Linked DNA regions of Mus musculus: regions 2 and 3 are each linked to region 1. Evidence: chromatin loops called from intact Hi-C (ENCODE). Cell type or tissue: heart. All regions are shown on one strand.

Evidence for each region. Hi-C counts contacts between places; a loop is a spot of excess contacts. Peaks named below come from ENCODE experiments on the same cell type or tissue, not always from the same donor. Only the 100,000 strongest peaks of a DNase experiment are listed, where the experiment ranks them.
Region 2: it touches region 1 in a loop (8-fold over the local background); 5 of 42 quality-filtered maps call a loop at or near these places.
Region 3: it touches region 1 in a loop (6-fold over the local background); 6 of 42 quality-filtered maps call a loop at or near these places.

What each region holds. Positions count from the first base shown.
Region 1 is chr6:94,078,000-94,085,999 of GRCm38, forward strand. All of the region lies in intron 1 of Magi1 (membrane associated guanylate kinase, WW and PDZ domain containing 1), which reads right to left. Among named protein-coding and RNA genes, the nearest start is that of Gm52867, 150 kb to the right of the region's middle. In heart, CTCF peaks have their summits at 920 and 3,335 (motif pointing right); a DNase peak (open chromatin) is centred at 3,332; H3K27ac peaks cover 2,691 bases.
Region 2 is chr6:94,182,809-94,190,808 of GRCm38, forward strand. All of the region lies in intron 1 of Magi1 (membrane associated guanylate kinase, WW and PDZ domain containing 1), which reads right to left. All of the region lies in intron 1 of 4930511A08Rik (RIKEN cDNA 4930511A08 gene), which reads right to left. It overlaps Gm52867 (a long non-coding RNA gene), which reads right to left. Exons shown (of 2, transcript XR_003956333.1): 2 at 5,157-8,000. Among named protein-coding and RNA genes, the nearest start is that of Gm52867, 41 kb to the right of the region's middle. In heart, CTCF peaks have their summits at 928, 4,444 and 5,912 (motif pointing left); DNase peaks (open chromatin) are centred at 953 and 4,293; H3K4me3 peaks cover 572 bases; H3K27ac peaks cover 4,118 bases.
Region 3 is chr6:94,983,131-94,991,130 of GRCm38, forward strand. No RefSeq gene overlaps it. Among named protein-coding and RNA genes, the nearest start is that of 4930511E03Rik, 43 kb to the left of the region's middle. In heart, a CTCF peak has its summit at 3,419 (motif pointing left); no DNase peak of the experiment used is centred here.

The DNA.
Region 1 (8,000 bases):
CTACCTTTTGAAGATGACAAATGTGTTAATATACAGCAGTGATAAGTAGCGCTGACCTTTCCCTAACTAGCTGAATCTCTCTCAGACTCTGTGTGATGCCAGGATGTGTTACCACGAAAATAATGAGACTAAAAGGCAAAAGATGATGTTTCTTGAACACAGCTGACCAACCGGAAGATGGGGTACCACGGATGGCTGAGACCATGCATCAGGAAAGGCAGAAAGGAGGGCAAGGGGCTTACCCAACGGTGCCAACGGATACAGCAGAAAACAAGTCCCCCCCCTATTCTTGCTTACATTAATCAGCATTTAGTTATAATATTATTCAAGTGCCCAGAGGAAGGTTGGAGGCAGAAACCTCATAACAAAACAGTCAGCAGGGTGGTGGTGGCGCACGCCTTTAATCCTAGCACTTGGGAGGCAGAGGCTGGCAGATTTCTGAGTTCGAGGCCAGCCTGGTCTACAGAGTGAGTTCCAGGACAGCCAGGGATACACAGAGAAACCCTGTCTCAAATAAACAAACAAACAAAATTTAAAAAGAAAAAAAAAAAAAAAACAGTCAAAGGACTCAAATCCTATCTAAAGCAAGTCAAAGGAGAGACCTGAGGCTCCTGTGCAGGTCAACTCACAAAGAGCCTTAGCTGCCACATTCAGAATCAGTGTTACAAACCGTCAATGGCTGAGCAGCAGTTTCCTCTTTGAAGGCAAATTGATCCTAATATTTTTAAAAAGTACATTAGTGTGACCCAAAGAATTTGAATTAGCCCAGTGCATATTTGAAGAGCATGCATGAACTTGTTTGCAAAACCGTAGGAAAACTAAGGAAGTTATGAACACCGGCGTGACAGACTTCTGGGGAAACACAACACACCCCAGAAAGGGAACTCAGAACAGGCAATGCAATGACTGCAGCAAATCACTGTGGGGAGCCACTGAGGTGTTACTAATAAATGCGGGCGGGGGTTCCTTAGAAGCAACAAGGGTGAACTGAAAGCAGCTGCATCCCTGAAGACCCTCCTCAACCTCCCATGCAACTCTGGAGCCCTCTGCACAGCTCGCAGGCAGCTCGGCCTTCCAAGAATCTCCTCTCTGCAGCTCTGTTCTCATCAGTCTCCTGCCTCGCCACTGTTCACTCCTGTCTACACTGCTGGGGAGGGACCGCGAGATCTTCCAAGTTTCTGTTCCTCCACAGAGGTGACCTTTTGTTTACCTCCCGAGTCTCCTGGAGGAAACTGCTTGTGAGATGCAGTGATAAGAAAAGAACTGAGCTCATGCAGAGGGGAAGGAGGTCTTGAGTGCTGCTGCTTTTCCATTCTCAGAGAACAGTGAGTAGGGATGCTTTTTAGTGCAGACTCCACACAATTCATTTTTTAAATGTTTGGAAGGACAGAATAGCACCCATACAGGTCATCTACAGAACAGACCCTGACACCCCCCCCCACCCCCTCCAGACAAGCCTCCTCTCAGTCACTGAGGGCTTCTCTAGGCCTGGCCTGGAGAGGAAGCATCTGAGGGCTTTAGCATCACAGCTGCCTTAGTCTGCTTCCCAGAAGCAGGGCCAGTAAAGAATCATTACCCAATTTTATATGGTGATTGCTGTTTCTCAAAGCCCAAAGACGCAATGAAATTTACTGAGCTTTAGGTTCTTAGGAGCTCCATCATGGTGAGGGGCTTCAAGCCAGTATTACCATGTGATAAGATCCATGGAAGGACTTGCTAAAGGTTTTCCTCAATTCTGTCTTTAATCTGCATCACCCTGCCCCCTGGCAACCACATATGTAGTTTGGGTCTTTGCTGGGGTCACAAGTACTGGGGGGTAGAGGTGACTAAGCTACTGGGCTGGAGAGTTCCATGCAAAAATGTTAAATTTGTTCTGTACAGAGCTGCTGGCAAGCAGGGGGTCTTGGCTGCAGTCTCCTGGGCTTTGATGGACATGATGCATTTCCATGACTGCTCATCACAGAGCCCAAGTCTAGAATCCCTGCCTATTAAGAAGAAAATATTTTCCCAGTATATGCTGCAAAATTTTTAATTAAGAAGTATGGCAATTGCCCAAAGATGTCCACGTCTGGATCCCAGGAGCTCCTGAATGAGGCACACAGCAAACAGAACAATGATTGCTAATTGAGATGACCTTACAGTAGTTCGTGGACGGGCCCTAGCTAACAGGGAGATGTGATAGCCATGGTTTTGAAAAGAAGAAAGCAGCCCCAAAGAAAAGTTAAGGAAATGGAGTTTCCCACAGGAGACACCAGAAGGGAGTGGGGCCTCCTCCACAGCTGGATGCTTAGCCTGCTGGAATCACTGCTCAGCATTAGTCCCCAGACACTGCTTCATTTTAAGGAACTAACTTTAACTTGGTGGACTTCGTTAAAACTACAAAGAAGAACCTAATAGAAAAATAACCATTGAGGGGTTGAGGAGAGGGCTTGGTCTGCAAAGCGCTTCCACACAACCTGGTTTTGGATCTCTAGAAACTACATCTTGCACCGTAATCCCAGTTTCAGGCCCAGAAACAGGATTTCCTGGGGCTTGCTTGCCATTCTCAGGCAAGGAATGGATGAGTTCCAAATGCAGTGATGGGTGGCTGGAGGGCTGGGGGGCTGGGGGGCTGGGGGGCTGGGGGACTGGCCTTTACGTTTTGAGAGTTTCTATTTGGAAAACAGTCTTGAAGTTCTTCAGAAAGCTACACGTGAAGTTACCAGTTGACCTCATAACCCTACTCCAAGGTGCTTTACGACAGAAATGGAAGCATGTGCCCACATAGAACCTCGCAGATGAACATTCCCAAGTAACATTAATTATAAAGAAGCTTTAAAAGCAGAAACAACCCAAAGGTCTACTAGTCGGTAAGCTGTAAAGTATTACAGAGATAGAGTCACACAGCAGAGTATTTTTAGCAAGAAAGGACTTGAGCCCTAATATGTGATCATGGGGGGGAGAAACTACAAAGTCCAGGTATTATATAGCTCCCATTATGTGAAATATCTACAAAAGTCTATAGAAGCAGAAAGTACATTTTCTTGAATATCTCCGGCCCCAAGGCACTGGAGAAAGGGACAGAGAAGGGAGGGGTATGAGTCTACTTTGAGAGGAGATTAAAATACTCCCAAAATAAGAATGAGAAGGCTGCATGATGCAAGATGGTTGCATAACTCTGTAATTCCATTAAAAACACTAAACTGTACCAAATGTTACATGAATGAATGTTGCACCACATATCAATTATTTCTAAATAAACCACTTAAAATGTGATTTAACTCCAACAGAGCCATGAATTTATATAATTTTCAGCAGTTTATCCAAGAAATGAGGAGAAACACAGCACGCCACAAGAGGGCGCTATCTTCAAAGCTACAGAAGGGATGCTAAACTATGTGGGTAATTTCCTTACCAATCTAACTCCATATTCATCTCCTCCTTCCTTTTTGAGGGAAGCAGCATTTATTGGCTCGTTTCATCCAAGCCAGGAACATGACCAAAGTTGATAGCAGGTTGACAAATCAAGGATTAAACACAAATAAAACATAAATGTTTAAACTGAATGTCAGGGACAGAGAAAATACAGACAAAATACAGACAGCACGCCAGTGTGCTTCTTCCTGAACCTCCAGTCACACAACAGACCGCAGCAAGGTACTTACTCAAGATGGAATTCATCAGGATAACATCAATCAGTACAAGAAATGGAACGTGTTATAAATACTCGGGGACTGCTTTCCTGCTCTATTTCCTGCCCCTGGAAAAGTTCCTGCTGCAACTAGCCCCCAATAAAGACTTAGCAGGGGGACAGAATGAATGAATGAATGAATGAATGAATGAAATCAGTATTTCTTTCTATTTCTATTGTGCCTTGTAAACCAGATCAAAAATATCCCTCTCTGCACCCACACCGAAATGAATTGTTTTACCAAGTATCTCTCAGAAATACATTAGGCAGTATTAAACGTAATTCCTTTGGTCAAGAAATCCTCTAGCAGCTGGGCATGGTGGCACACACCCCTTTAATCCCAGCACTCGGGAGGCAGAGGCAGGCAGATTTCTGAGTTCAAGGCCAGCCTGGTCTACAAAGTGAGTTCCAGGACAGTCAACGCTACACAGAGAAACCCTGTCTCGAAAAGAAAGAAAGAAAGAAAGAGAGAGAGAGAGAGAGAGAGAGAGAGATCCTCTAGTACTGACAGACACACCTTTCAGTGATTCATCTTTAAAGTTTTCCTACGTAAAAATATTTCAGTCAATGCCCTTCCTAACACTGAGAAGCACACAGCAATTCATTAGTGGAAATTAGATGGTTCTCCTTTCAACTCATATTTTAAGTGAGCTGACATCCGAATGCCTGTGGTAACACCACCACTTTTCCATCCCCTAAGTCATTCAGGGACAGAGAAGATCATAGAGGCAACCACAGACAGATGGATGCACTCAGGGTACAAGGAACAGGTGGAGATAAAGCTATCGTAGTGAAGACACTGTGGCCACCTTTAAGCCTCTCAAACCTCGACCAAAAGAGCATTTGCACAGCAACACACCCTAAAAGAAACCAGACACACTGAAGAATAAATCCAACTTGAAAAGTCTTCCTCTACCATTTTTTTTAGAGAACAGTCTACTGTCAAAACAAAGATGTTATGTTTAGCCAGTTCTAGGCAGCTCTGAAACTTTAAATAGAAAACCAAAAACACACTGAGCTTGAACGACAGGAGAACCAACTCTCACACACCATCATTCATTTATGTACTCAAAACCATGTCATGGAGCTAAGGGCTATATTAGGTGCTGGAGAGACGACAGCAAACAGGACATACTCTCTGTCCTCTGAGACTGCACAGCCCAGCGGACCAGTGGGACAAAGAAGTGGGCAATTATAAAAGCTGAGTGGAATGCTAAGAGCAAGCCTATGGTACTCTGGGAACACTAAGCCGAATACCTAATCAGGGTTTAGAAGTTAATAAAACAACTGCCAATCATGTAGTTACACACACAGATAAGGACTTTGCCATTGAAAGTGGGTGGGGAAGGTACCCTAGACAAAAATCCCCCACGCAAAAGCCAAGAAGCTAAGCAAACCCAGAAAGAGGGAACCCAGCACGACTGAGGTCACGGGTGGAGACGGTCAAGGTTAAAGTCAAAACAACCACTGAACTAATAAGCAAGGCTCACCCACTCTTGATCCCCGGGGATCATACAGGTCTACAAGAGGCCATTTTCTTTCTCTTCCACATTTTCAGATCCTTCTAAATTCCCTCAAGATCAAATAAGAAACCCTAACAGGTAATTCACACATACTCTAACTCAATTGTTTCGTGGAACTCGACTTGGGTACAATCAGGAGCAGTTCTCGGAAAACACTAGCACGTCACGTGTCTGTGACAAGCTTCTGAAGGCTTTACAGGGATTTAAAAAAAAAAAAAGTGATCTGTTCTGGGGGATCACACAAGCATCCACAAGGTAGGTGTCACCCCAGTCTTACAAATAATATCCCTGCAGCTCAGCCAAGTCCGTGAACTCAGCAATAGAACTCGGTCTAACCCAACCTACAAGCCACCAGAGCAGTGCTCCCCACTGGTTACGTCCTGCTGTGTGGGCAAGTTGTGTGGACAAGTTAGGAGCATGCTTGTGTATGGACTGTAAGTGATTCATTGTATCCTGTTGCTTCTGCACTATGAACTTGGGAGAAGTCTCTCCAGCTCGCTACATCCATGGTAGGTGGATGCCTCAGACAGACCTGCCAGCGTGATCTGCACTCTAGAGCCTTTACAGCTACAATAAAACCAATACTGGGAAAGCACTCTTTAAATCATGCGGTACTTCTCCAGATACATACGAATTACAATTCTGCCTTGTTAAACATCTCTGAGCAAGGCGCAACCTTAATAATTAGGACAAGTTTTCCTCTCCCTTTGTTCTGCTTTCTACAAGGCAGAAACAGCTTCGACATAAAAATCCCCGGGTCTCTTATCCAGAGAGCTCAAAACAAGAAATACTGTCAAAGCTGGTCTGTAAGATCCTTCAGCAGATAAGAGTCTGCTGTGCAAGGCCAACCATCCAAACCTGATCCTATGAGCAGACTGACTCCCAAGAGCTGTCCTCTGGCACGTGCACTCTCTCTCCCTCCCTCTCTCCCTCCAGGGCATATAAGGACCTGTATTTACACACCCAATAAACAAACAAACAAACAAAACAAATGTTTTTTTTAAAAAATTGTTAGTGTAAGCTTTATCACAAATGCTTAGTAATATAATCAATGTGCTGCATGACTTTCATTTCATAACCTGTAGGCCTAAAGACGACCAAGAGAAAAACTTTGTTCCTAGTACTGGAGAAGAAAAATAATTCTATACTTTCCTGAGAATCTTTGCAAGCTTTGGCTAAACTTAATTCACCTCCCTAGCTTAAAACAAACAACAATATGGCTGTCTTGGAACTCTCTCTAACTTTGAGATCTGCCTGACTCTGCTTCCTAAGGGCACAGATCAAAGGTGTGCACCACCCCCTGGGTTTGCTTTGTTTTAGCAGCTGAGCTTGCTGTCTGCACAGGGAAAAAAGGGTGGGTGGGGGGGTGGTGAAGAAATGCACTGAGTCCTCCTTGCAAAAAAAAAAAAAAAAAAGCTCTTCAGCACAACTCAGCCTAAATTAGTGGCTTTTTAAAGCCAACCCGTTGAAATCCAGTCATGGTCCTTTTTCTTAGATAAAGGCCAAAGTGGACAGTCACATCACACAAGGGTTACTGCCATTCAACAGCTAAACGAGGAAAAATAAGAAAGCCTATTTTCCTGCAGACAGACAGATCCTGATTAGGCAGCATTTTATTGAGCCTGTGAAGTCAGCTACAGGATCTGTAAAGAACTGTTAAGCTTAAGCTAATAAAGTGGGAAAGGGTAGCTTAGAGCCAAAGAATCCTGTCATTTCAACTTGTCAGCTTGAGCTCCGCAGGGAGCCTTGGGCCTTTCAGTTCAATAGCGGTAAGAGACTGATGCAATAAAGCAGGTTCAAATCAACATGCTTCACACATGCAGTACTTATAAAAGCAAGCATTCTTCATAGTCCTCGCTGTCCCGGCCTCTGTCACCCACTCTTCCTGAGAGGAACAAGCAGGCTTCCCCTCGAAGCTGAAGAGGTCATGCTGGCCCAGCAAAGGCTTTTTGGTAACATAAAGTAGACAAGTGACCTGCAGACAGGAAAATCCAGATACTCAAATCCCTACATAAAATGTCTCAGTATTTGCATATCACCTACATGCACTCCCACATACTTTAAACTAACTGTATTACCAACACTCAGCTCAATACAAACGCTAAGGAAGTAATTGTTGTATCAGATTCTTTGGCGACATTGACAGGATACGAAAAGCCTGTAGCATATGTTCAACACAGACAGTTTTGTTTTGTTGTTTTCAAATATTTCTGTTTGCAGCTGGTCGAACCACAGGTATGCCACCCACAAGTACAGAAACCAATGGTTTATACCTCTACAAGACACGCCGGTCAAAACTAATGATCATCTACTGAAGCTGTGTGTGTCAAGACGGAATACAGCTTAGCAAGGGATGGTAGATACAAGTGGATTCACCAGGAGACGAAGGAAGGTTTGAAGGAAGGGGAAACAACATCAGTTCTGGCTATTGAATGTCTTCCAGCCTGCTTGAGTTCCCCGAGAGACTCCGCTCTTCCTTTCTCTTGTGTTCCAAGCGTCTGATTCTTAGTGTTCAATCACTTTCCTTTTAGACTTGCACATGTCAGAAAAAAATGTTCCTTTTCTCCTTCAAGTATCCTTTGGCCTGATACTTCTACCTCAAGGTAGAATTCTAGCTTAATTTCTCCAAGAAAACTGGTAAAAAAAAAAAAACCCTAATAGATATCCAAATAACTAAAAAAGTTAACAAAGTGCTTAACAACAAACATTTAGGGGAATCTTTAAATGACAAGCTAAACAGGACTGGATTAACAAACCATTATCTATAGATTCTGAAAAAGTTTATAACTATTCAACATTACTATTGA
Region 2 (8,000 bases), 100 kb after region 1:
GCATATTTTACTGATCACAAATCCTGACTATGAGATGAGCAAAATACTTTGCAGTCTCAGATCTTCCATTCATACTCAGATCTGACTCTCAGAGAGATGGGCAAATGGAAAATACAAGCTGCTGGGACTAAATAGAGACCATGCTAAGTTTGGGAGAGCAGACAGCATTTATCTCTCTGTACTATTATGGTGACCAACTAAGAAAAAAATAGGACACGTATGCTATGATGCTAGCAGGTGGAGGGAGAGGGTGGAAGACGCCAAGTTGGAAACCAGACTAGGCTATACAGTAAGACCGTCTCATAAACCAAAACAAGTAAGCCAGGAGGTGGTGGTGCACACCTTTAATACCAGCTCTTGGGAGGCAGAGGCAGGTGGGTACCTGAGCTTGAAGTCAGCCTGGTCTACAGAGTGAGTTCCAGGACAGCCAAGACTACACAGAGAAACCCTATCTTGAAAAGTCCTACTTGAAAAAGTAAGACAAAGTGTACCAAAGAACTTGATGCATGACCATGGTCCTCATATTATTAGAGTTTCGTCATTGTAATGTGCTGCATGAGGATCTATCTCCCTGTGGAAAGAGCCAGCTCACACTGACAGCGGAACCAACTGTGTGCAATGTTTCCCAGCTCTGCACACGGCGATAACAGTCGCCACCTATGTAACACCGGCCACGGCGGTGGTGTTTTGACAGTGGACCTGGGCAAGCACGACTCTCTTCCCAGAGCGGGCAATCAGCCAACAATCAGCACGCCCCTGGAATACTCTTGAGGATAGAATCTGGGCACTGATATTACAGTGAATTCACAAGTAGTTTTTCAGGCTGAACCAGGAGCGCTGCTTACACTGAAACTAGAAGACGCCACTTGTCAAGGGCGAGTGGGAAGAAATAATGCATTGTTTTCTCCCAGACTCAACTGCTCCTCCAGCCTGCAGGAATCCCAACTGTTCTCATTTCCTCTCCCGGCACTGCCACCATAACAAAAGCTTGGCCTTGGTCCCTCCATTCAACTGTGTCCTTCCACCTGGAAAGATTCTGAAACTGCAGTTCATAGGCAACTAGTCTCTTGGCTGAGGTTCTAAACACTTAAAACTTGCAAGGTCGCCTTTTAAGGCTGGAAGGTGTAGTTCCTTCTTTCCAAAATAACTACCTTCTCAAATAAAATCCAACCACAATGGGAGCTGTGGTGTAAGGAAAACGGCCACTTGTGATGTGTCTGTCATTACAGGCTGTAAGTGAGACAATGCACTCTTGTATTCAGAAGCACCCTCAACATGAACCAAACAGTTATAATCACAGATGCAGTCAGCGTTAGCCTTGTGGAATATGGTAATATGTGAGTGGGGCCTGCAAGTCTGTCTTAGATCACTTTCAGCAGTCAATGACAAATACCTGTGACAATGAACCTGTGTACAGAGAGAGCAACCTCCTCCGAGCAACCTATCTTTTCTTCTCCATCTAACACAAAGTTGCTATGCAGAGCAGTGCCCCTCCCTCCACCCCAGCAAACCCAGGGAACTCTGCCACTGCACAGACAGAGAACACAATAAAGGAAAAGGAGTTTACATCTATTCCAGAGTCGAGGCAATCCACACAAGACAATGCAGAACACCACCTCCTCAGCAACTTGAATCCTTTTGATGGTGCAAGAACACCGTAAAAGATGAAAACCACAACTACCATTCGCAAGCTAAACACCACAAACCACAACAGAGGCTCTGCATAAAGCTCAGTGGTGGGGTGCTTACTAGAAGTCACCCAGCCCTGGGCTGAATCCCCAGAACCCAAACCAAACAAAGGCCTCACACTCCAAACCAAATCAGCTAACTAACTCAGAGTAAGAAGGTGCGGGACACCAGACAGTTACAGAATGGAAAGTGGCCTAAGTCAGAAAGCCTGGGATCAGGAGAAGAGATAAAATGAGACACCTCATAACTTTCTATTCTATGTTCTAACCTTTCAGGAGATCCTACTCCAACCTTGCCAGCTAGCCCTTCCGAGTTCTCTATTAATAAAGTCTCTTTCCACTTAGGCTACCATTTGGAATAAAAACTGGCTCTTTATATGGTTTAGATGAAGTACTACCCTATAGTATCCTACATTATCCTACATTTTCTCAGTTAATCCAATCTACTAAAAAATAATCTTATAAACAGCTGATTTGAAAGAGGAAATACTACTACCTTAGGCTCTAACCAAATACATGTTCCATTGAAAAATGAGAATCCAGGGAAGTTGACATTTCTTTCAATAACGACCTTTAGAAACATTCTTAGTTCAACTTGAGTAATCCACTCATACATGCTGTCCCTGGAGTCCAGAGAGCATGCAGAGTGCAGCAGTGACTATACTGGTTATCATTTGTGATCCCACACAGTTTCATCCGGAGTCCCTGGCATAGTTTACAGTCCCCTGAAGACTTGATCAAGATGAGGGATCTTTTTCCATGATGGATATCTCATGAGGCTATTTGCCAAGAGACTTGATTTCAGCCAGAGAAGGTGGTGCTTGCCTTTAATCCCAACACTTGAGAGGTAGAAACAGGAGGATCTCTGGGAGTTTGAGGCCACCCTGGTGGACACTGAAAGTTCCCTTGGAATGGGGGGGAGGAGCCAGAGGCTACCCTAAGAAGAACGAGCAATTCCAAGGGTACAGTGAAGTTATGTTCTAAGCAAATAAACTAAGGGATGTACTTAAGTAGCCACTGTCATGGGTGGTAGACAGGCCATTGGGAAGGCAGCCATTGTTTCTGCCCTGGGACACAGTACGAGTTTCTCAGGAAAGACAAAAAACAAGTTCTAAAGGAAAAACAGAGGAAACTATTAGGAAGGGTTATGTTTCCCAGAATCTAGGGTGTCACATCAGGAACACCCTTAGAAAACGCCCTGAGGAGGAAGTCTGAAGTATATATAGCAACTAGCTCAAAAAATAATAGGCAATAAGGAATATTCCAGATGGAGAGAAATCAATAATTCCGGGCCAAAAACTGCGGAGGAAGGGGGCATTCAGAGCTAAAAGCAAGTACGTGATTGTCATGTGAGAGGTGCAAACTCTAAGAGTTGGGTGGGGTAAAGTCTGTAATGAGCCTCTCCAACACGTGAGGACAGAACGGGCCCTGAGGAACAGGAGGTGCCACAGTGGCACAGGTGAGTTGTGTAGTAGGAAACTCAAGAGGCTTCGCCTCTGCCAAACTTACTACTGTGTAGATTTTCTTTTGTTAGAGATGGGGTTCTCCCACAAACTGTGACCCTCTTTCCTCAATCTCCCCAGCAATCTGTACCTGACCGATGGTCAGTCTTCTGGAACGGTATCTGAAACCACCAAGCAAGGAAGCCTGTCCTACCTCTAAGAGAAAAGTAACAGTGAAAAAGAAGCTGAGTGCTAGGGAGGACAAAAGGGCAGACACTGGAAGGAACTTCCAAGTCAGCCACCGATCAAACAGAGCAGATGAGCAAGGCCAGGAACTCTCTCACCAGCCAATGTGGCATCATCATGAGAAATGACGAACCACTGTTTCAAAGCTGCCTAGTTTTGCAGGACTTATCAGTCAGCAACAAAAAAGCCTAGATGCAAAACTAAAAGGACCCCAACCCCTGGGGCCAACATGGAGGAGTATCAAAGCCCATCAGCACCAAGTCTGTCACTTAAATGTTATGGATATTAAAATATTATAGATAACAGTAGGATGAAAGGACTCGTCTACAAAATGCAAAGAAAAAAATGGCAGACTCAGGATAGCCACTGTTTAAGAAGCTGCTGGTAACCCATGAGTTAACCACAAACCTCCTCTCACTTAGCTCCATATATTACATCCAAAGAGAGTCCACTGGAAGACGTGGGTGAGTCATGATGCGGAAACCCAGCAAAGGACTTTGTACCTTGATTGCCACTTAAGTGGTAAAGAAAACAGAGAAAATCGTGTGAATAAACACAGAGATAAAGGAGCTAAGGACACCAAGGTGCTGATCCACCAGCCGAGCAGAGAAACAATCGGTGTTTGCCTTGCCAAGATACAGAACACTCAGCACAAGCTGGATCTAACTGGGTGTTTCCCTTTAAGTCTCTGCACAGCAGCTTTCCTCCGGGTGCTGGGTTGAGTCTGTACAGCTTGCCAAAGGCACTTTCCACTGGTCTCCATCAGAGACCAGGGAAGGTGAATGAGCAAAAGTGGAAGCTGAGGAGCTGGAATCAATTCTGAGATCCAAGAACCATCCCCGGACAGCAGAGTCACAACCAGCAGTGACACTTGGCCAAGAGCCCTGGCCCTTCTGCTTCTGATGTTTCAAGGTTAGGGTCTTGGTGTGTTTTGAGTAACAACAGTCTGGGTTCAGCTCAGGAAATCCTCTCCCTCCCCATGTGGCTCACCAGGAAATGGTTTATAAGTCAGCTTGTTCCTGGAGGTGACCTAACAGGTTGAATAGGAACTTGCCTTTAGGTTTGGTAGCCCTCCCCTGGCCAATCTGTGGCTAGTGGTTCAACCACAGAGCCACAGGCAGCCTATGCAGCATGAGTCCATCATGAACACGGGTTTCCTGTATGGCCTGCATTGGATATGCATGACCACAACTCATTCTGCTGTACCTGCTACATGGAAGTTTTTAAGACTATTTTTTGGAAGGGGAGAGGGTGCTGGGGATGCAAAGCCAGGACCTCCTAGATGCTAAACAGGCGTGCTAGCAACGAGCCTCCATCTACCCCATAGCCCCTAGTTTATTTTTGCCTCCATTATAATTAATTCTAACAAACAGTGCAGTACTGCATGAGACAAAAAAAAAAAATGGAGAGAATACTACAAAAAATATATATCAAAATTAGTCATTGTAGGAACTAGAAACAAGGCTCAGCAGTTAAGAGCATTAGCTATTCTTCCAATGGACTTAGATTTGATTCCATCCACGTAGCAGCATATAACTGTCTAGAACTCCAGTTTCAAGGGATCAGTGCCACTCCCACAGGTGCCAGCTATATGTGTGGTACACAGGCATACATGCAGGCAAAAAACCCACACACATAAAATGTAGAAACTACTAAAAGGGCTTGCATTTTTACTTAGTGAACATTCTTGTGTTAGACGATTAAGTGAACCCCTAAGAGCTATAAATAGGAGAGACCAGGCATTCACTTTACTAGAAACCAAGATGTGACTTCTTGTTACTGTTGGCTTTTTTTTTTCTGTAGTGTGTGTGTGTGTGTGTGTGTTTGTGTGTGTAGAAAGAGCAGTTTTTCAAAATCAAGAGAATGTATACAAAATAATACTCTATTAAGAAGTGTTTGAGCTCAGCCAGGCGTGGTGGCCCACACCTCTAATCACAGCACTGGGGAGCTGGGGAGGCAGGTGGATCTTTATGATTTAGAGCCTGCTAAAGTGGGTTCCGGGATAGCTAGGGCTACATAGAGAGACTCTATCTCAAACATAAAAAAAACAATAGGACTGTTTGACCAACTCTCTTAATCTAAAGAAATATCTTCTATGTTATACAAAAACCCATCATCTGTCCTATCAAGTTCAAGCACACACAACATGGAAATTTTAACCTATTAAGAGTTTTCTGAGCCACAGCTATGGCTCAGTTTTAGCATGCTTAAATAGCATGCATGAAGCCTTGAGTTGGAACCCAAACATAGACGAAGAGTGGTGGCAAATTTGAGAACTAGAGATTAGAAGTCAAGGTAATCTTTGGGTGCGCAGCAAGTCAGAAGTCAACCTAGGATTTAGAGGACTTCTTTAAAAAAAAAGTCTTTTTGCTTCAAGTTTCTAAACCACAAATAAAAAGAGAGATCTTAAGATTAGGATTTGGGGCTGGAGAGATGGCTCAGTGCTTAAGAGCACTGACTGCTCTTCTGAAGGTCCTGAGTTCACATCCCAGCAACCACATGGTGGCTCACAACCACCTGTAATGACTCCCTCTTCTGGAGAGTCTGAAGACAGCTACAGTATACTTACATATAATAAATAAATAAATAAATCTTTAAAAAGGAAAAAAAAAAGATTAGGACTTGAATGGACAGGAACAATTTATTTTACTTTAATTAAACTAAATCAAATCATAAGCCAAAGCAAAAAAAAAAAACTTTTTTTGAGAACAGGACTTATTTAAAATGAGTTTTGCTTGTTTGTTTTGTTTTTGTTTAGTTTTTGGTTTTTTGGGGTTTTTTTTGTTGTTGTTTGGTTGGTTTGGTTTGGTTTGGTTTGGTTTGGTTTGGTTTGGTTTGGTTTTTTCCTTGGCGCTACTTCTGCTGCTGCTTGGAGTTGAGGGTGGTGTGTTAAATAAATCAGAACCCATGGTTTTGCACAAGCAGACCCTACATTGTTTAATAATGGCCCTTAAAACAAATGAAGAGTTCTGCTCTCACTTTCCTGGTCAAGATGACTGAAGTGCTACATACAGACTAAAAATAGACAAAATCACCGTTAAGATCTCAAGATAACACTGTCGAAAATGACAACCTTCCCACTGACTAACATGTGACACCTGAGACTCTCATGTGGTGCTGAGCAATTTCATGCACTGGATAAAATAGATGAAAATAACATTATGCAGGCACTTCTTTGGATACAACCTCGTCTAAGCATCACAGGTGGGACATCCTAATTATCTAAGCCAACAGCTGTACGTGTTCTTTGGTGTAACAATGACATGAGACTTATTTATAGTTTTCCTGAGACACATTAAACATTTCCTGAAATGAGACATCACTAAAGCCATTCCATTCTGATAGACCAGCCCAGCACAAGGGGAAAGGTCCTCAGAGACAAAAGGAAAGGCTTAGCAGAGGGCACTGCGCCCAGCCTTGTGGACTGTGTGGTGAGGATGCAACCCCTGTAGGTAAACAGCAGGAACAGCTGTATCCTGCCCTGCGTGCCTTCATTCGGGAAGGTCTCTAATGTAAACACCAGCCCTGCTGCTTGTTTTCGTGGCCTCTTCAAAATAATTTTATTATGACTATGTAGCTTAAGAGAAAAATATAAATATGCCTGCTCTTACTTTAAACTAACTTACACAGTGCATGGAAAGTGCTAGCCAGATCATCAATGAGCCATGCTCTTTTGAACTTCCTGTGTCTCTAGAGTGATACACAAAGAATCTTTTTATGTGCATCTCTTTTTTCAAAGTCGAATTCATGGCTCCTGAAGGTTTCCACACGTTCGTGACTACAGACAGGAAGCAACGCAGCCATATAATCTCTAGTGTTAGAAAACGTGCAAACTGCACTTTAACGCCATGACTATTTTTGGTGTGTTTTTTTTTCCATGATTACACTGTGGGGTGGGGGTGGGGGGTCAAAACCCCCCAGTACTAATTCTGGGCAAAGTACAAAGAATCAAGCAGAGATGACTCAAGTTGGTTCTGAACACAGGCTGGAGAATGTAAAGTAACCTGCAGAAACATTAAAGAGGCCTTAAAGATGGGCTGTGATCTAAGTCAGAGAGAGTATTGCAATGGTGAACATTATACTGCAGACCCATCAAAACCAGAAGTTAGGAGAGAGAGGAGTTAGATAAAATACCAATCTCTCCTCTCACCTGCCCTGAAGGTAGGTGGTCACTACACCAGACACTGTGAGAAAGAAACTGGAAGGTAACGAAACGCCCACCCGGTCAGGCAATGGTATGCAGAAGTCTAAGGAGGGCTGGAAGCAGAGCTGGTATTACGCATATTCTCTCAATGTTAGTAGCACACTGTGGCCATCTGAGAAATGGTTATTCCCATCATATCAAGTTTTTTCATCATTACTATTCTCTCTAGAGATTACAGAAGAATAAAGGTGACCAAAATTTAAAAAAAAAATCAAAATGTTAAAATAACAGTGTGGCAGAGACTGTGAGTTGCCTAACTGTCCTCTGTCCTGTCCCTTGGTATCAGAACTATAATAACCTTGTTAACCACATGCTGTAAACAAGGGAAAGGCTTGACCAGGGACCCTCCCACTCCCAGGAGACCATTCTCATTTTTCCTTAATAAATCTATATTTACTTTGCTTTAGAAGTTCAAGAAAA
Region 3 (8,000 bases), 910 kb after region 1:
GTCTCTTGTGAGACTATGCCGGGGTCCTTTTTCTTTTAACTGAGTAATATTCACCTGTGTGTGTGTGTGTTGGTTTGTTTTGCTGTCTACTTGCTGAAGACCCTCTAGGCTAGTTGCAAGTTGGAAGCGTTGATAAAAAAAATAGCTAAAAACATTCATATATAGTTTTACTTTGAATATATCCTTTTATTTCTCTAAAACTAATACCCGAGAGTATAACTGCTAGCCCAAATGATAGCTAGAGGTTTAGTTATGCAGAAAATAGTCAAATTGTTTCCCAGAGTAAGTGCCCCATTTTCATAATGGTGCCCACAATGTTTGGATGATCCATTCTCTCCTCATGACTCCAGCACTTGGTGGTGTTCCCATTTCTAATCTAAGTAACAGGCAACAATTGTATCTCCTTTGGATTTTAATATATATTCCCTAGTGGCTGATACTGCTGAATACATACTGTCTGGATGCCCTCTCTAGTGACATAGCCACTCATATCTTTTACCAATTTTCTCAGTTCCTGTAGCTTATCTTCTCACTCAACTTACATGGGCCTTTTCAGTGCAAAAATTTGCCTTATAATTTTAAAATGTCAATTAGAAGAATAAAAATAACCATGCTTGCTGTTTCTTCCAGTAATTTAGCATGTATTTTCCTTGAAAGTGTTCTAGTTTCTGTTCTCTGTGACTAGATAATAAAGTGATATTGTATACCATGAGATTAGTTGGAAATAGTTTCAGACATGAATGAGAAGTGAGCTTGGATGAATTTTCACACTCTGTTTCTCCTTTAGAGAACAGAGCTAGCAATGAACATCCTTCTCTTGCAGACAGAGAAAATAGATGTAACTTCAGAAGAGAAAGCACACTAGTGTCTGAGACACTAAGCGGTAACTGTAGTCTGGGTAAAGGAAAGAAAACTGCATCACAGGAACTGTGATGTACCATTTGAATCACAAAAAATCTAGTAACCAGCTCCAACTACAGAAGGCTGGATCTCTGGATGATGGGAAATCCACACGTATGAAGCACCATAGCCACAACCAGAAATGGTCAGGTTAGTACATCATTGTGACATGCTAATATCCAGGTGTGGTCTTGTACGCTTATAGGCTTGTAATTCAAGTACTGGGGAGGTTGAGGCAGAAGGCTTCCAATTTCAAGGTTCACCTGAGCTACATAGTGAATTTAAGGCCAGCCTGGAACACATGGTGAGATCATACCTTAAATACAAAATAAAACATACATATATGCATATATAAAGAGTTTGAAATGGAGTTGACCTCTAATTGGAAAACAATTCCTCTCCTAGATGACATAGGCTATCAAATAAAAAGCTAAGCAATGTAAAATATGGGGTACCTCTTTTCAAATTGTGGTTAGCAGGGTCCCATAGACTGCCTCTAGATGTTACAGGCTATTGCCTTGCTCTTAATTGTCTCCAGATGGTAAGACTCTGTTGCAGATGCCATACACTTTAGTCATAGAATGTTGGGAAATCAAAGTGGTACTGACCTGGAAGCTTCCTCTCTACTGACTGCATGTCACAGTGCTGGAAGGTGCCGTGTAAACTACTGAGGGAGAAAACAAACCATCTGTGAGCCCTGTGAGCTCTAATAACAACTGGCCTGGCAGGGCAGGCTCACTGGGGCAATACTGGCATGGATGTCGTGGGAGCAATCAATCGTTTTCTGATTATAGTAAAGGCCTACTCCACAAGATGTGACTCATGCTCAGCAGCATCAATGGGGCCAAGAACCTATCAGCTTGCTAAGTCATAGGCTCTAGAAGAGAACCTAATATTATTATGCTGCTAAATGGATATAGCAGCAAACTAGTCTTCTCTTCATGTCATGGACTAGTGCATCTCCCAAGCCTCATCAGAGAAGCTTATGTTTTGCAGAGACCCTCGACTAGTCAATGCTCAGAAAATAATGACCCACGTGTGTTAAATAGCACATCTATATAATACCTCTTCCTCCCAGGGCTTTAGGGCTCACTACAGAAGAGGGAGCAGAGAGATAGTACAAAGCAGAGGTAGTTGATAAATACAGAGAAACTGTGTCGTTTTGGACATGACAGGGCAGCTGCACACAGGAACAGTGGCTATGACTATATGTGCAAGATAAAGCCAGACAAAATCCTAAGCATGGGTGGGGATGAAGTCACAAACTGAGGGCTTAGGGAACGTGGGCCCTGAGAGAATGCCCATGTCCAGTAGATGGCCTTATACCCATGCACATAGTGGCAGCACTAGGAGACTCCATGAGTTTAAAAAAAAAAAAAAAGCACATGAAATTGGGACAGAGTAGTGCTGGTGGAGATGGAGGAGAAATTGGAAAGATAAAATAAGAAAAAGAAAGAAGAAGGTTGATGGCAGTTAGACAGCCAAGGTGTTGTGTGAACTATTCTGAGTCTGATGGTGTATATTTGATGGTGTATATTTGATGGTGTATATTTACAGAGTGTTAACTTATTCAATTTTGCATTTCAACTTTCTATGTTTTAACTTAGGCTTAAGAGTTTGAAAGAATGTATCATACCCAAGCCTGAAAACATCCAGTTTATGAAAATGCAAACACAAATGGTTGTCCTTCAGTTCAGGACTCCCCATAGATTCCAACGGCTACAGAGGCACAGTATCAAAACGTATTTGCATGCAGCCTACCAACATTCTCCCCCACACTTTCAATCATCTGTAGATCATACAGAATACTTATTGCCATGCCAATGATATATAAATAGTTGCCATATTGTCCCATTTAGGAAAAAAATGATGTTACAGCTTGACTATGAAGTGCCCCCATAGACTCATATTTCAAACACTTGTTCCCCAGATGCTAGAACTATTTTGGGAGGTTCTGGAAACTTTAGGAGGTGTGACAGGGTTGCAGGAAGTAGGTCATTGGAAGCATTCTTTTGAGGCTAGAACAGGTCCTGGTCTCTTCCTAGTCCTCTGTTTCCTGCCACCCTAAGGTGAGCAGCCTGCAATACATGCTCCCAATGCTATGGTATCCTTGTTTCAGCACAGGCCTGCAAATGGCAGAGAAAGAGACTATGGGATATAATCTCTAAACCCTTGACAAAAAAAATCATCTCTGCTTTAAGTTGCTTATGTCAAATGTTTGCCATAGTGCCAAGAAGACTAACAACAAATGACAAGACAAAATAGGCTACATATTTCTAGCATGGCAGCAGTTTGATTGTAAAGACACAAAATCACAGATAACACAGCCTACTGCACACTTTCACATGCTCTGTATTAGACACAAGACAGTAATGAGCTGTGTTGATCGTGGGGTTGCCTAAGCGATACAGAAGTTGTTCAAGGATGATTTTTCTTACTGTTTAAAAGATCGTTTAGAAGAGTCCATAAGTGTGCTGTCTGCAACTCTGCAGTCATTCTCAATGACAACACTGCCCTCTAGTGTTCTCTTCTTTCTAGAACGAAGAGACAGTCTAGCAGTGTGTGCATACTCAGATGCATTGGTTTCAGGGACCACCACCAGCAATGTTTGTTACCTATCTGCCTGGAAGTGAACTCTAGTGATTCAAACCTGCCTCTTTCAACAGCTGCTCAAGCCAAGTCAGTTCTTCTGAAAGGACATTTACTAGGTATGCACAGACCAGAACACTGTGGGACTAAGACTGCAAAATAAGGGCTGAGATATCACCAGTCAAAGCAAGATGTAGAGGCAAACCTCCACGTCTGTTTGATGCCTTTATAATACTATTTCTGGAAAGTGTACCATTGTGGACTATCTTACTCATGGACTGGTCTCCCCTCTTCTCCCTGGAAAAAAATGATTTTCAAAAGTACAATTTCCAAAAGACAACACACATGATAGTTTTTCATTAAGATGGTCAGATGCACCTTAAAGCAAGCATCAAGTATTTGCAACAGCAGGGAGTGGCATATTGCACCCATTAACCATCACCCCAAGACCAGTTACCATCTACCACCCATATGCTGACAATCCAACTCGATCTGAATTTCCATCTTTTACTTTTTGAGACGCACTGACGAAAATGATACTTTATCAGTTTCATTTCATATTTTAAACATTGGCATCATTTCCCTCATACAAGTTCTTTGGAAAGAGAAGCTGGCAACATCCGCCAGCCCTGTTACTAGCAAAGTTGGTATTCTCAGAGTAAATTTCTCTTCATTGGATAATTTCTATTAATTGCATGCTATGTGGCAAAGGAGGGGGGAGGAGAAAGAGAGGTGAAGAGGGAGAAATTTCCTCTTGGTCACCCTGCAGTGATCTCCTTGGGAACGAAATAATAAGTAGAACTATCAAGGAGAAAGCACAAAGGCCCTTCTGCAGTGGGTGGTCACTATCGTTAATTCTTCATTGTATTTCTCACTAACCTAAAGCTCCTGTGAACTATTAAATTACTATGGGGATTTCCTCTGGGCTTCTGGCCCCAGCTGGTCTCAGGATGTTCTCAGCAACAGGCAGCTTGGGTCGTGTTCTCTGAACACCTGTCACCTGCTCCACACAGTAATCTAAATAGAATGTGCATACAAAGGGCCTTTTATCAATTATGCAATGATCAGCTTGGCTCGGGCTGAGCATCTGTGTGGCCCCCCCTTAGAATGTGTTGAATGTTCCCCAAACAGGCGGCATCAAAACACGGAGGGCAAGAAGGGGCATGAAGATAAGGTTGCTAGCTCATTCTTCCAGCTTCAGTCAGAAGAGCCTGAGCACACGGCGCTTGATCGGTGGGTGGAGGGAGATGTCTGTGGGAGGCTCAAGGCATGGGGTTTTGGGCAAAGCACAGTTAGCTGAGCTCCCCAGAAAGGAGGAGAGACTGGGTGGCTTCATAATTTCCAAGAGCATTGTGTTTAAAACAGTCTTTGTTTCTACATCAGTTGCCAGATGTCTTCAAGACTAAATTAGGGAGCTAGGGAGATGATCCTATCAGGAAAGTATTCACCATGCAAGGATGAGGGTCTAAGTTTGATCCCAAGAACCCATGTAAAAAGCCAGGCAAGGCAGTATGTATGATCCTGAAATTCCAGGGCTGGGGAGGCAGAGACAAGAGGGACCCTCAGGTCCGTTGGATAGTCAGCCTCATTGAATCTATGAGCTTCTGGATCAGTTAAAAATTCTGTTTTAAAGAATAAACTAGAAGGTGATTGAGGAAGACATCTGATGTCTATCTCTGGCCTCCATATGAATTTCACATTCATGGCATGAACACACATACACACACTCACACTCACAGACACACACACACACAGTCTATACTGAAAATGTTGGCAAGGCTATGATGAAAAGTTGCACTTAGTCTGCTGATGTAAAAGTTTCTGTGAGCTTTTAAGGAAGAGCAATTTAGGGGTGGCATCTAGAATCCTCATAACATACATCTAACATGAAGTAGAATGTTAGGGACCAATCTGGTTATTGCTCATTACTTTCTATGGGTAAGATACTTTAATGAAGCCCTACCAACAGATCCACTCCTATAAAAGTGAAAAAGATGACTTGATCACAGGGACTTTAGAGAGAGATCTCAGTTACTAATCTAGCCAACTCCATCTTGTTTCTGACTTCGTTTTGTTTTTTTCCCTTTCTTCTATGCAATGGTTGTCTTAGTCAGGGTTTCTATTCCTGCACAAACATCATGACCAAGAAGCAAGTTGGGGAGGAAAGGGTTTATTCGGCTTACACTTCCATGCTGCTGTTCATCACCAAAGGAAGTCAGGACTGGAACTCAAGCAGGTCAGGGAGCAGGAGCTGATGCAGAGGCCATGGAGGGATGTTCTTTACTGGCTTGCCTCAGCCTGCTCTCTTATAGAACCCAAGACAACCAGCCCAGAGATGGTCCCACCCACAAGGGGCCTTGCCGCCTTGATCACTAATTGAGAAAATGCCTTACAGCTGGATCTCATGGAGGCACATCCCCAACTGAAGCTCCTTTCTCTGTGATAACTCCAGCTGTGTCAAGTTGACACAAAACTAGCCAATACAACTGACCCCTTGTCAACTTGACACACAAACACATCACTAGTAAGCCTCAACCCTTACATTCTTATTCATCCCCAAGGTCTAAATAACTTTAAATGTCCCACAGTCTTTACATATTCTTAAAATTTCAATCTCTTTAAAATATCCATCTCTTTTAAAAATCCAAAGTCTTTTTAAATTAAAAGTCTCTTAACTGTGGGCATCACTAAAACAGTTTCTTCCTTCAAGAGGGAAAATATCAGGGCACAGTCACAATCAAAAGCAAAAATCAATCTCCAACCGTTCAATGTCTGGGATCCAACTCACGATCTTCTGGGCTCCTCCAAGGGCTTGGGTCACTTCTCCAGCCATGCCCTTTGTAGCACACGCGTCATCCTCTAGGCTCCAGATGCCTCTACTCCACTGCTGCTGCTGCTCTTGGTGGTCATCTCATGGTACTGGCATCTCCAAAACACTGCATGACCCCTTCAGTCCTGGGCCATCAATTGCAACTGAGGCTGCACCTTCACCAATGGCCTTCCATGGCCTCTCACAGTGCCGAGCCTCAGCTGCTTTGCGTGACCCCTTCATGCCTTCAAAACCAGTACCACCTGGGTGACCCTTACATATTACCAAGTCCCACGGCAGCAGGAGTACAACCTTGGCCATCTCTGGAACACAGCCTCTTTGTGCTTTCAGAAAACACTTCCAGAAGATGTCACCTCAATGATGCTGGTCTCTTCTTAATCACCGCTAATTTCTTAGCTCCAGCTAACCAGCATCAATAGTCCCAGTAATGCAAAGGTTTTGCTTTAGTAGTTCTGGTATCTTGTTAATCACAACTGATTCTTCAGTCCCAGCTAACCAGAACCACAGAATAATCAAACTCCAAAATAGCAATGTCCCTGAAAAGAGTCTTTAATTTTCCCTCTGAAACTTCACAAGCCAGGCCTCCATCTTCTGCACTGTTCTCAACATTATCTTCCAAGCTCCTACACAACATCCGACAGAGCTCTTAACAACGAATGGATCTTCAAGCCCAAAGTTCCAAAGTCCTTCCACAGTCCTCCCCAAAACATGGTCAGGTTGTCACAGGAATACCCCACTCTGCTGGTACCAATTTGTCTTAGTCAGGGTTTCTATTCCTGCACAAACATCATGACCAAGAAGCAAGTTGGGGAGGAAAGGGTTTATTCGGCTTACACTTCCATGCTGCTGTTCATCACCAAAGGAAGTCAGGACTGGAACTCAAGCAGGTCAGGGAGCAGGAGCTGATGCAGAGGCCATGGAGGGATGTTCTTTACTGGCTTGCCTCAGCCTGCTCTCTTATAGAACCCAAGACAACCAGCCCAGAGATGGTCCCACCCACAAGGGGCCTTGCCGCCTTGATCACTAATTGAGAAAATGCCTTACAGCTGGATCTCATGGAGGCACATCCCCAACTGAAGCTCCTTTCTCTGTGATAACTCCAGCTGTGTCAAGTTGACACAAAACTAGCCAATACAATGGTCTTATTCTTCTATTGTTATCTTAGATAAAGGAACAACGATTCTGACTGGAGAACATCTTAAGACAGAGGGCAATGAGTATTCTGTATGCAGAGTTGACTCTGACATTAATAGACTCTATTGTATATCCTGAGATAATGGGTCAAGGGAGTGATTTGTTGGACCCACAGTAGATCATGGCAATCTGGACTCCTCTATGAAATACCTAGTACCTGTCTTTCTTTCTTCTCATTATATAATTTTAGGACCTGTAAGCACATTGAAGACAGACCATTCATCACACTTCTGCTGTTCCCTGTACGGTCATGCTCTTAGTAAAAAGCTTTTGCCACCTCCACCTCTGTCTCTTTGATTGAGATTCACAGAATGGTGGATTTTACCCTAAAGCAGGTAGTAAAATCAGGAGACATTCATGTTTGGAGGTGAGCTGAACCTGGAAGCACACATATTTTCACAAGAGTCTTTGTAGGGTTTGCTTAGTTCAGTCCCTAAGCCACATCGGGTGGAAACCCAGAACTTTTGAAGGTTTGATGTAGTATTGA